3 separate regions of the Homo sapiens genome follow, and regions 2 and 3 are each linked to region 1. Evidence: chromatin contacts called from ENCODE Hi-C or POLR2A ChIA-PET data. All regions are on one chromosome and are shown on one strand. The core of a region is the stretch at or near the end of the contact, and the rest is flanking DNA. Distances in the headings are between cores, read along the strand shown. Region 1 holds the start of ZCWPW1 (zinc finger CW-type and PWWP domain containing 1). Region 2 holds the start of ZSCAN25 (zinc finger and SCAN domain containing 25). Region 3 holds the start of ATP5MF-PTCD1 (ATP5MF-PTCD1 readthrough).

What was found. A loop is a pair of places that touch in the nucleus more often than their neighbours do. ChIA-PET counts read pairs that join two places held with the same protein, here RNA polymerase II (POLR2A). Pooled maps may share reads with other maps.
Region 2: a loop to region 1 is called in a map of naive thymus-derived CD4-positive, alpha-beta T cell, with 11 times the contacts of the local background. The contact joins the promoter of ZSCAN25 here to the promoter of ZCWPW1 in region 1. A Hi-C loop is called at or near these places in 1 of 168 maps with a recorded cell type or tissue (naive thymus-derived CD4-positive, alpha-beta T cell), 1 of 37 single-sample maps with no recorded cell type and 7 of 50 pooled maps. POLR2A ChIA-PET finds 5 or more read pairs at or near these places in 2 of 52 experiments (CD4-positive, alpha-beta T cell and activated naive CD4-positive, alpha-beta T cell).
Region 3: a loop to region 1 is called in a pooled map, with 5 times the contacts of the local background. The contact joins the promoter of ATP5MF-PTCD1 here to the promoter of ZCWPW1 in region 1. A Hi-C loop is called at or near these places in 1 of 168 maps with a recorded cell type or tissue (naive thymus-derived CD4-positive, alpha-beta T cell), 2 of 37 single-sample maps with no recorded cell type and 12 of 50 pooled maps. POLR2A ChIA-PET finds 5 or more read pairs at or near these places in 7 of 52 experiments (B cell, CD4-positive, alpha-beta T cell, activated B cell and 2 more).

What each region holds. Positions count from the first base shown.
Region 1 is chr7:100,427,048-100,430,826 of GRCh38, forward strand. It overlaps ZCWPW1 (zinc finger CW-type and PWWP domain containing 1), which reads right to left and starts at 1,656. Exons shown (of 18, transcript NM_001386010.1): 1 at 1,521-1,656. MEPCE (methylphosphate capping enzyme) reads left to right here and starts at 2,784. Exons shown (of 4, transcript NM_019606.6): 1 at 2,784-3,779. The coding sequence starts at 2,972. RefSeq lists silencers at 1,134-1,183, 3,004-3,473 and enhancers at 1,344-1,573, 2,594-2,733, 3,604-3,683.
Region 2 is chr7:99,615,500-99,619,417 of GRCh38, forward strand. ZSCAN25 (zinc finger and SCAN domain containing 25) reads left to right here and starts at 1,447. Exons shown (of 8, transcript NM_145115.3): 1 at 1,447-1,517; 2 at 3,026-3,152; 3 at 3,549-3,633. RefSeq lists enhancers at 593-1,572, 1,163-1,482.
Region 3 is chr7:99,464,626-99,468,775 of GRCh38, forward strand. ATP5MF-PTCD1 (ATP5MF-PTCD1 readthrough) reads right to left here and starts at 1,542. Exons shown (of 9, transcript NM_001198879.2): 1 at 1,504-1,542. The coding sequence starts at 1,516. It overlaps ATP5MF (ATP synthase membrane subunit f), which reads right to left and starts at 1,542. Exons shown (of 4, transcript NM_004889.5): 1 at 1,486-1,542. The coding sequence starts at 1,516. RefSeq lists enhancers at 711-1,328, 1,329-1,944, 1,611-1,730.

The DNA of each region.
Region 1 (3,779 bases), core at 406-2,905:
CCTCTCTTATCCTTCCCTCCCTCTCTCTTCTCCTTCCCTCCCTCTCTCTCTTCTCCTTCCCTCCCTCCCCTTTCCTCCCCCTCCTCCCTCCCTCCTCCCTTTCCTCCCTCCCTCTCTCTCTTCTCCTTCCCTCCCTCCTTCCTTCCTCCCCCTTCCCTCCCTCCTTCCTTCCTCCCCCTTCCCTCCCTCCTTCCTTCCTCCCCCTTCCCTCCCTTGCTTTCTTCCTTCGTGTTTGTGCACAAGCTCAGCAAGCCCGATTTAAAACTTTTAACAAGAAAGAAGAGGCGGGTGGATCACCTTAAGTCAGGAGTTCGGGACCAGCCTGGCCAATACGGTGAAACCCCGTCTCTACTAAAAATACAAAAAAATCAGCCGAGCACGGTGGCGCGTGCCTGTAATCCCAGCATTTTGGGAGGCCAAGGTGGGCGGATCACCTAAGGTCAGGAGTTCGAGACCAGCCTGGCCAACATGGAGAAACCCCGTCTCTACTAAAAATACAAAATTAGCCGGGCACAGTGGCGGGCGCCTGTAGTCCCAGCTCCTCGGGAGGCTGAGGCAGGGGAATCGCTTGAACCCAGGAGGTGGGGGTTGCAGTGAGCCGAGACTGCGCCACTGCACTCCAGCCTGGGCGACAGAGCGAGACAGTCTTTAAAAAAAAAAAAAAAAAAGCCCCAATTCCAAATCCACCTGCAATCCAAAGGGAAGAAGTTTTGCAGAGAAGTTCTTCCCATTTGTGGGGCGCTCCCATTTTTCCTCTCTTCCCTCACCCCTTATTCTCTCTCAGGGATAGCGGTTCAAGTCGGTGTCCCTGAGCCACACGTCCCCCTCTCTCTTCCCCGTCCCCTCCCTTCCTTCCTCCCACCATGAGGGAATCTCCCCTCCACCCCCACTCCTGCCGAGGCCCCGTGATCCTTATTCTCACTCATATCGTTGGTGCCCGCCAGGAGACTGGGCTATTTTTTTTTTGTCTGTTTCTTGGGGGCGACAGATTCTGAGGAAAAAGGGCGAAGGGCTGGTTGTCGCCCTGAGAAAGTTTCTCCTCAGGCAACGGGTGCCAGGACTGGCAGCGCCTAGCACCTTCACCTACAACCAGAAACTAGCTGGCTACCTTCAGGAGCAAGGAGGACCTAAAGGCGATGGGCGGAACCAGCTGCCGCAGCGACTCCGCAAGCCCCTCACACCTCAACCCAGGTTTCCCGCCACCAAGAAAAGGCACGAGGACGCCCTGAGCACTAGCTCCACCCGAGGGCGGTGCGCTCGCGGGGCCGAGGCGCATGCGCAACTGGAAACAGCGTCTGCGTTTCCGCAGCTGAGGTAAATCCGCCATCTTCCACCCGAACGTCCCGGGAAAACTACAAATCCCAGAATCCTCTTTGGTGTCACATATTTTTAGGCGGCGGCCGCGGCGCCTGATTGTTCCTGAAGCACATCTACTAACTTTTCTGTTTCAGACTGCCTTTTCCTCCCTCTTTCCGTTCTCTAATTCCTCCTCTTCCTGCTGGTCTCCTTCACGCCCTCACCTTAGGATTTTGAGACTCTCCTGGACCCCACTGTCACCCCTGCCGCCCTGTCCTCGGCCCAGCACTCCGCTGGCAGGGAGACCGGGCGGCGCATCTCCCCGGGAAAACGGCGTAGACTCGCTTCTTCCTCATTGGCAGAAGCTGGGGGGGCCCAGCGCGGACCGAACCCCCGTCCCCGCCCACACTCGCTGGTATATAAGTCGGCGTGGCGCCGCGGTGGGTGTTGAGAGGCCCGCGAACTGACGGGCCAGTGAGCGGGCGTCGGGAGTGGGCGGATGCGTTGGGGTTCGGGTCGTGGGTGTTGAGGCGGAGAGGAAGGCGTGGTGTGGCGTCTCCAGGTGATTGCGATTGGGGGAAGGTAGAGGAGCCAGAGAACGACTCAGCCGTTTCGGGGGAAGAGGAAGTTGGACAACATCGGCTGTTTTAGTGCTTTTTATTTTTCCCCAATTCAGCAGAGAATATTTTCAAGGGGGGTGAGTTATAATGACCTATCGCGTTTTACTGAGCCCAGTTCCACTCCCGCCCTTCCTTGGCTTTGTAGGGTCTCCCCTCCGCTCCCTCGGAAGCGCTTCTAAGAAGGTGGGCAGAGGGGGGGAGGTTTGCTACCAACAGCTCATGAATAATTCATGAGCCCCGCCCTTCGTCAGGAAGCCCCGCCCCTCCGGATCGCGCTGACGCACGCTGCGTTTACCAAACTTAAGGAAGCGACGTCACAGGCCCAACCCCTAAGACGGGGGGCGGGGCGCCAGTTTCAGCACGTGCTGCCTCTACCCGCGCAAGCCCAAAAGGGTGTGCGCAGGCGCTGCCCACTAGGGGGGAGGAAGGAGGCGGGGTGGGGAGGTTGTTGGATTTAGAGCCGGGCGGAGACCGCTGAGACTCATTCCTCAGGAACAAGGGTCGGGTGTCAAGGAGACCTTTTCACACCAGCTCCCGTCCCCCGCCTACGGTGGGTGGGATCGCGCGGCAGAGACAAAGGAGATCAGTAGGGCCGGACATAGCTGCGCAGGGAAGTAGGGTGTCAGTTTGGGGTGGTGGGCTTTTGCGGGGGCTGTGGGGGGGTTATATTTAAACTCCCAGAGCCGTTAAGTTGGTTCGTAGTCTGATGCGCGCGCAACCAGGGTGGTGGCGGAGTGCGCATGCGTGGTTCCCGGGCGAAGGGAACGCGCGCTCACCGTGCGCGCTCGCGGCCGGGTGGTAGTGGCGGAGGAGAAAGGGGTCGGCGCACGCGCGGTTGAGTCCTCGAGTAGTTCGGGTCTCGCGGGCCTCTTGTTTTGGTCTCGCGGGCTAGTAGGGCGCACTTGGCGGGGAGGCGCTTGGGCGCGAGACTAGGCGTGAAGAGCAGAGCTGCGCGCGCACTCGGGAAAGGGGGGAAGGGAGCAGGGTCCAGGCAGGGGGGGTTAGGCCCCCTGATCCCCCTCGTTACCCCGACTGGCACGGAATAAGGGGAGGAAATGATCGAGATGGCGGCGGAGAAGGAGCCGTTTCTGGTGCCGGCCCCGCCGCCGCCGCTCAAAGATGAGTCGGGCGGAGGGGGCGGCCCCACGGTGCCACCGCACCAAGAGGCCGCCTCTGGGGAGCTCCGCGGCGGGACGGAGCGTGGTCCGGGTCGTTGCGCGCCATCTGCGGGGTCCCCAGCCGCTGCGGTCGGTCGGGAAAGCCCCGGGGCCGCGGCCACCTCCTCCAGTGGTCCCCAGGCGCAGCAGCACCGAGGGGGCGGCCCCCAGGCGCAGTCGCATGGGGAGGCCCGCCTGTCGGATCCCCCGGGGCGAGCCGCTCCCCCGGACGTGGGGGAGGAGCGCCGGGGAGGGGGCGGGACAGAGCTGGGTCCCCCTGCTCCTCCTCGACCCCGCAATGGCTATCAGCCCCACCGGCCACCTGGGGGGGGCGGGGGCAAGAGGAGAAATAGCTGTAATGTAGGGGGAGGCGGGGGAGGCTTCAAACATCCGGCCTTCAAGAGGCGCAGGCGGGTGAATTCGGACTGTGACTCTGTGTTACCCTCCAACTTCCTCCTGGGGGGCAATATCTTTGATCCCCTGAACCTGAATAGCCTCCTGGATGAGGAAGTGAGCCGCACTCTCAACGCGGAGACCCCTAAGTCATCCCCCCTTCCGGCCAAAGGGCGAGATCCGGTGGAGATCCTCATCCCCAAAGATATTACTGACCCGCTCAGTCTCAATACTTGCACTGATGAGGGCCATGTAGTTCTTGCTTCGCCACTCAAGACTGGTCGGAAGCGGCATAGACACCGGGGACAGCACC
Region 2 (3,918 bases), core at 197-2,696, 810 kb before region 1:
AATATTTGGAAAAAATCAAATAGAAATTCTAGAAATGGAAAAAATATATTAATTAAAACAAAAATATGGGTGGCCAAGTGGGGAGGATTGCTCGAGCCCAGGAGTTTAAGACTAGCCTGGGCAACATAGTGAGACCCTGTCCTTACAAAACATTTTTTAAAGATTAGCTGGGTGTGGTGGCTCATGCCTGTAGTCCCAGCTATTTGGGAAGCTGAGGTGGATTGCTTGAACCCAGGAGTTGGAAGCTGTAGTGAGCTATGATAGCACCGCTGTACTCCAGCCTAGGTGACACAGCAAGACCTCGTCTCTTAAAAAACAAAACAAAACAAAACAAAAAAACAACAACTGTGGATTTTGTAGCACATTAGAAACAGCTGAAAAGTGGATTATTAATAAAAAGGTGAAGACATAAACCCAAGTCAAATATGGGCAGACAAGAAAAATATGAAAGTGGGACAGAGACATGGAGGATAAAGTGAGATGGTCTAACACCTATGTTATATTCTAGGAGTTCATTTACTCTATAAGTGTATATTTTTAGCAAATATTGTACCAGACACTTTGCAAAGTGCTGGAGAAGAGTAAGACAAGAGGGTTTCCTGTTTCCTGAGTGGATTCTGGAGTAACACTGGGCCACCCAGTTGAGACAGACTGCCTTCAGGCTGGACGCGGTGGCTTGCGCCTGCAGTCCTAGCACTTTGGGAGGCCAAGGGGGGAAGATCGCTTGAGTCCAGAAGTTGGAGACCAGATTGGGCAACATAGAGAGATCCCCCTCTCTGCAAAAAATTGAAAAAAAGTCCCAGCTACCCAGGAGACTGAGGTGGGAGGATTGCTTGAACTCAGGGCTTCGAGGTTGCAGTGAGCTATGATCTCACCACTGCACTCCATCCTGGGAGACAGAACAAGACTTCTCTCTCTCTTTCTCAAAAAACACAAACAAACAAACAAACAAAAACCCCCCACAAAAAACAGCTCCGATGCTGGCTCCTCCAGGAAGCCTTCCCTGACTACACATACACACACGCACGCACACTACCCGGGGTCAGGAGCCTCTTAAGTGAGCCGGTTAGATCCAGTGCGCCCCCTATCTCCTCTGCCCCTACGCCTCGCGCAAGGCCCTCGCAGCCGGAATAGTCGCGCATTGACCGACTGGACTCTAAAGCCCCTTGGGGCAGGTGCTGTGTCCAGTAGTGTATCTGGCGATGCACCGAGTCCTTTCCACGGAGGGCAAGCAGGTGAAATGGCACGGAAGTGGAAGGGGCCTAGCCACAGAGCGCCTCGAGCTGGGCAGTCAATCCTGGGGAAGCCCTGGTGGTCTTCGCCTCGCCGGGTTCGGAACAGCAGGCTGGGATCAGCAACCATCGAGACGCATCCGCCGAGACCTCCGAGCATCCTAGAGAGGACACGGAAGCGAGTCTTTCCTTACGCACCTGTCTAACAGCGTCCGCAGCTCACTTCCGGACCGCGGATAGCACTGGCGACCCTAGCGGGTGAGAGGCCCTTCAGGGCCGCGGCGGGTGAGAGCCTCTTCAGGGCCGCAGCGGGTGGCGGGCGAAGTGGTAAACGGGCGCGGGGACGGGTTTTGGTGCCGCTACGGGGCTCGGCGGCAGCGGGGTTGCAGTAGAGCCCGTCTCCCTCCGCTCAGCCCCGGCTGAGGGCGGCAAGTCTCTCAGGAGCTGCCTTCAGCGGCCCCGAGGCCCTGCGGGTCTGGACGCTGAGGGGCCGCCGCGCTGTAGGCTCAGGTAGGAGCGAGGCTGATCCCGCTCTGCCAGGCTTGGCTTAGTGCAGGGCTGGCCACGAACCCGAAGAGATCTTGAACCAAAGCAGAACTCTGTGCAAAGTGAAAGTAATCACATAGGACACTTATTTAAAGAATAGTGATGAGCCAGCCTGGTCAACATAGCGAGACCCTGTCTCTACAAAAATTGAAAAGTAGCCGGGCGTGGTGGCACGCGCCTGAGGTCCCAGCTACTCGGGAGGCTGAGGCAGGAGGATCGCCTGAGCCCAGGAGTTCAAGGTTGCACTGACTTACATTCATGCCGCTGCACTCCAGCCTGGGCAACATGGGGAGACCCTGTCTCTACAAAAATAAATAATTAGCTGGTCATGGTGGCACTCGCCAGTAGTCCCAGCTACTCGGGAGGCTGAGGTGGGAGGATCGCTTGATCCTAGGAGGCAAAGGCTGCAGTGATCGCACCACTGGTCTCCAGCTGGGGTGATAAAACCCTGAGATCCTGTCTCAGAAACAAAACAAAAGAGTCACAATGGGTGGGGGGAGATAAAGAATAGCAATGGGGCAATTTCTATTTGTCAAATGGCAGAGATAAAAGATGAATGAGGATCTTTCTTGCCTCCAGGGAATCTGTTAGAGGGAGACACATGGGTAAACATTTGCACTGTAGTGCATTAAATGCACTAGTGGAGTGAACCAATGCAATAGCTAGAAAGGAATGAAAGAGAAATCTCAATGTTGCAGAGTCAATGAATAGACTGAAAATATAAACTTGGTTTAAGTGGGGGTAGATAAATACACAAACTCACAATAGAATATTTAGCAGAAGCTTTGGGGTGTGCCTCCTGCCAGCTGCCCATTCTCTGCTCCAGTCAGGTGATCTTTCCGTTTTCTGACAAGCAGGATCTCCTTCCCCTGGTGCTTTGGACTTCCAAGTCTGTCTTCCCAGTCTAGGTCTTCCGCATAATCCACTTGGAGGTAAATAGGACTCATTCTCCAGTCTACTTCAAGCCTCTTCTTTTCCTTGAGTACTTGGACTTAGATTAGTTTTCTCTCTTTTTGACTTCACATTTTTTTTTCAATCTGTACCATGTATTTTGGGAGGCAGTTATCATCTAGTCTCTTTTTTTTCTTCTGAGAAGTAGGAGGAGTAGCACTCATCCTACAGAAGTGTTTTAAGTATTAGATGAAATATGTGTTCACATGCTTTCTAAAGAGTAAAGCCTGTACAAGTTAGAAATCTTTAGGTCATTTGTCATAATGGTATATATGTTGCTCCATTGTCTTTTTCAGGTTGAGCGCACCATCACATCTAAGCCATCAGCAAGTTTGTTGGTTTTAATCTCCAAAATACGTCTTGATTTTGTCTGACTCTTTGCCACCACCCTGATCTAAGCCCTTATCATCTGCTTGAATCACTGTAAGTGCCATTTCCCTCTTGCCACCTCTAGCCTATTCCCTGTCAACACACAGGCAGAATGACTTTTATAAAACATGTAGTTCCTCGCTAAAGTAAGAAATAAGAATAAAGTTCATAATTCTTTCTGTGGCGCAGGCTCTGGGTGATCTGGTTTCTGTCTGCCTCTGCCACCTCTTCTGGTGCAGCTCTGCTCGTCACTGCTGAAGCCACACTGGGATATGGCTTGTTCTTGGACACCCAGAGTAATTTCTTAGCCTCAGGGCTTTTGCCTGGAATGCTCTTAGAATGACTGACTCATTCTCATCCTTGAGTCAGCCTGGTATCATGTCTTTAGAAAAGCCTTCTTCAAGTCAGTTGCCCCCTGTTAACAGAGCACCCTACTTATTTTCTTTCTAGAACTTGTCTCCACTTGCAGTTTTTAAAAGAGTTGCTTCCATTTGACTTTTTCTGTCTGCTGTACCAGCATATGAGTTTCAGGAGGGTAAGCTCCCAGTGTGTCTTGTTTTCTATTTTATTTGTTGTTTCTGCCTGCCTCTTGTGTGTGTATATGTGTGTGTTTGTGTGTTGCATGTATGTTTCCTTTAGTATTGGAAGAGTAGGCCCTGGTGACTCACCCAGTTATAACCCATTATATATTATTCTCTGATTGTAGTGTTATTCTCCAGTGAGATCCTAAGTTATTTGTGGGTATAAAAGCAAAATCTTAGACATTTTCTGTTTAGTCTCTGTACCTAATAGTTGCTTAGCAAATGATTACTATGTTGAA
Region 3 (4,150 bases), core at 292-2,791, 960 kb before region 1:
GCACTCCAGCCTGGGCGACAGAGCGAGACTCCATCTCAAAAAAACAAACCAGAGGTCAGGCGCAGTGGCTCACGCTGGTAATCTCAACACTTTGGGAGGTCGAAGCAGGTGACTCACTTGAGGTCAAGAGTTTGAGACCAGCCTGGTCAACGTGGCGAAACCCATCTCTACTAAAAATACAAAAAAAAATTAGCCGGGCGTAGGTACTGGTGTGTGCCTGTAATCCCAGATACTTGGGAGGCTGAGGCAGCAGAATCATTTGAACCTGGGAGGCAGAGGTTGCAGAGACGAGATCAGCTACTGCACTCTAGCCTGGGCGACAGCGTGAGACTCCATGTCAAAAAAAAAGAATACAGAAACGCAGTGGCTCACACCTGTAGTCCCAGCACTTTGGGAGGCCGAGGTACATGGATCACCTGAGGTCAGGGGTTCAAGACTAGCCTGGCCAACGTGGTGAAAGCCCGTCTCTACTAAAAATACAAAAATTAGCTGGGCATGGTGGCCTGCGCCTGTAATCCCAGCTACTCGGAGGCTGAGGCTGGAGAATCGCTTGAACCCAGGAGGCAAAGGTTACAGTGAGCCGAGATCACACCATTGCACTCCACCCTGGGCGACAAGAGCGAAACGCCATCTCAAAAAAAAAATGATAAAAAAAAACCAGAAACTGAGCTAAGACACACATGTGTTAATCAAAACTCTGCCACTATCAGGCTGTGTGACCTCAGAGAGGCCACACCACATCCCGAACAGTTATTTCCCTCATCTGTAAAATGGAATCGACTTTCCCAACAAGGACTCTCTGACAAGGCTACTATGGAGCATCTAGGGCTAACTATTCAAAAACAAACAAACAAAAATCATCAGTGTGCACAGCGGGATGAATGTAGCGATTTACACATGGGTGTCTCGGAAAAGCCTGCTAGTCATAAGGCCGTCCTAGAGAATAAAGTTCATTTACCACGAATCCTCAGGTTTGAATACCAGCTCAGCCCTCGCACGAGTTGTGACCTTGAACAGGTCACCTCGCCTCTCTGATTCAACATATATGCATCGAACCTTACATGGTATCAGGTACAGTCCTAGTCCTGAGCTCCTCCTGGAGCTTCATCTGAGCTTAAGCCTTGGGAAAAAAGGGCAAAAGCTGCGCCTAACATTCAAGTGCAAAGCAACTGGGTCGCAGCGGGAGAGGGAAGCGGCTATTTCTTAGCGGAAAGAGGAACAGTGGCCCAAGGCGGCGCATTCCCAGGCCCAGAAGCGCGTGCCCCAGATGCCTTCACCCTCCACGCCTAACCCGGTTGGCGCAGGCCCTGGGCAGCAGGAAGGCGCGCCTGGGCAGGCGGAGCGGGGTCTGGCGCGCCTCAAGTGAGGTCGTGGCGAAGTGCCTGAGCAAAGGGCAGGCAGCTCCGCAGCTTCCTTCTCTCCCAGTGTGGCTCTGGACCCTGGACCCTGGCTCCTGCTTCCACCACGGAGTCCAAACAGCCTTACCTGGGGCCGGACACTCACCAACTGACGCCATTTTGGAGTCCTGGTGTCCGCTGTGCCGGACCGCGCGAGGGCTGCTGGGTAGGGAATGCACGCCCCATCCAGGGGCGTAGAGCAGAGGCTCACGGGAAGCAGGTCACAACTGCGAACACCCTGGAACTACTAGAAGGCCATGAAGCGAAGGGCGAGGTGCCTGGACAGCAAAAATCCGAGGGTCCTGCAGTTAGAGAGAGGGGCGCCTCAGCCTGGGCTCTCTACCTTAAAAGGTGGGAAGAGGCCGCGCTGGGACTACAAGCGTGCACCAGCACAGCAAGCTAATTTTTGTATTTTTAGTAGAGACAGGGTTTCACCATGTTGGCCAGGCTGGCCTTGAACTCCTTTCCTCACGTGATCCCCCCGCCTCGGCCTCCCAAAGTTCTGGGGTTACCGGCGTGAGCCACCGCGCCCAGTCTATTTTTATTTTTATTTTTTACTTTTCAGACGAGCATTTACTTTTCAGACAGTGGCTTGATCACGGCTGACTGCAGCCTTGAACTCCCGGAGTCAAGCGATCCACCCATCTCAGCCTCCCAAGTAGCTAGGACTACAGGCTCACATCACCACTTCCAGCTTTTTTTTTTTTTTTTTTTTTTTTTTTTTTTTTTTGGTGGAAACAGTGTGGTGAGGAGTGGGGGTAGAGGCTCTCTATTTTGCTCAGGCTGGTCTTGAACTCCTGGCCTCAAGCGTTCTTCCTCCACCTCCGAAGTAGCTGGGACTACAGGTGCACGCCACCACGCCCAGCTAATTATATTTTGTAGAGAAGGCGTCTCCCTATGTTGCCTAGACTGCTCTTAAACTCTTGGCCTCGAGCGTTCCTCCTACCTCGGCCTCCCAAAATACTGGAACTGCCGGCATGAACCACACTGCCCGGGCTACTTCAATTTTGATTATTTTAATTAATTTATTTATTTATTTAGAGACAGAGTCTCGCTCTGTCACCCAGGCTAGAGTGCAGTGGCGCGATCTCGGCTCACTGCCAGCTCCACCTCCGGGGTTCACTCCATTCTCCTGCCTCAGCCTCCCGAGTAGCTGGGACTACAGGCGCCCACCACCACGCCTGGCTAATTTTTTGTATTTTTTTGTATTTTTAGTAGAGACGGGGTTTCAACATGTTAGCCAGGATGGTCTCAATCTCCTGACCTCGTGATCCACCCGCTTCGGCCTCCCAAAGTTCTAGGATTACAGGCGTGAGCCACCGCGCCGGGCCTCCGATTTTTAAAACAACCTCGAGAGCAGGTCTTGTAGTCATAACTTGCCAAATAAATGCCACCCTCGTTCAGTTCATTCTGCTACATTTCTTGTTTCAGAGGTGGCATTGTGGGGCTCCTCCATGTCTGCTTCCCTTCTCCCCAGGCAGTGAAAATCGCATATACAATTATAGGTGTGTGAAAGCACGGCCAGCATCGCCAGTGGGAATTAAAAATGGTTAAAAAAACAAAACAAAACAAACAGGCCAGGTGCGGTGGTTCACGCCTGTAATCCTAGCACTTTGGGAGGCAGAGGTGGGCGGATCACTTGAGGTCAGGTGTTCAAAACCAGCCGGGCCAACATGGTGAAAATACGAAAAAAATTAGCTGAGCGCGGTGGCAGGTGCCTGCAATTCCAGCTACTTGGGAGGCTGAGGCAGGAGAATCACTTGAACCTGGGAAGTGGAGGTTGCAGCGAGCGGAGGTCAAGCCACTGCACTCCAGCCTGGGCGGCAGAGCAAGACTCTGTCTCAAAAAAAACAAAAAACAAACAAACAAAAAAAAACCAGGCTGGTCGCGGTGGTTCACGCCTGTAATCCCAGCACTTTGGGAGGCCAAGGTGCGCGGATCACCTGAGATCAGGAGTTCGAGATCAGCCTCCTCAACATGGCAAAACCTCATCTCTGCTAAAAATACAAAAAGTAGCCAAGCGTGGTGATATGCGCCTGTCATTCCAGCTACTCCAGAGGCTGAGGCGGGAGAATTGCTTGAACCTGGGAGGCGGAGGTTGCAGTGAGCAGAGATGGGGCCACTGCACTGCAGCCTGGGTGATGGAGTGAGAACTTGTCTCCAAACAAACCAACCAACCCCAGCAAATATAGTAGTGTACTGCGGTAGGAGTGTTCTCAACGGTTCCTTGCACCCTTGAACTCTCTGTCTTCAAAGTTTATTTCACTTGCTCCTTGCGGTGTGTGTTGACCATCCACGGTATAATGCGGGTATAATGTAGTCTTAGGAGTTTATTACCCGCCTTGGGCTGCGTCCCTAAGCAACTGAACCCCCAGGAAAAACCCTGCCCATTGCACCAGGGCCTATGTAACTCCCACTCCCCAGGGCTGGGGCAGATGCCAGGGCTGGGGCAGAGGGCCCCGCAGGAAGGATCAGGGATGGGGTCTGCCGGACCCCAGGTGTCAGGTCCTCCGTGGGGCAGGAATCGGCCTGGGGACCTTCCTGGTCCACCCAGGGAATCCTCCTGCAGGGTGCGAGTATGGGACCTGGAAGACTACGAGGGACCGAAGAGACCCGACTGCACTGTGTCCGGGCAGAGGCAGCCTCCGGGAGCTGATGGACTTGAGGGCTGGGGCAGGGGAAGCTGAGGGGGCCGCTGTTCCGTGGGACGTGCAGGAGAGCAGCAAAAGGCAGGAGTGGCCAGTGGCACCCGC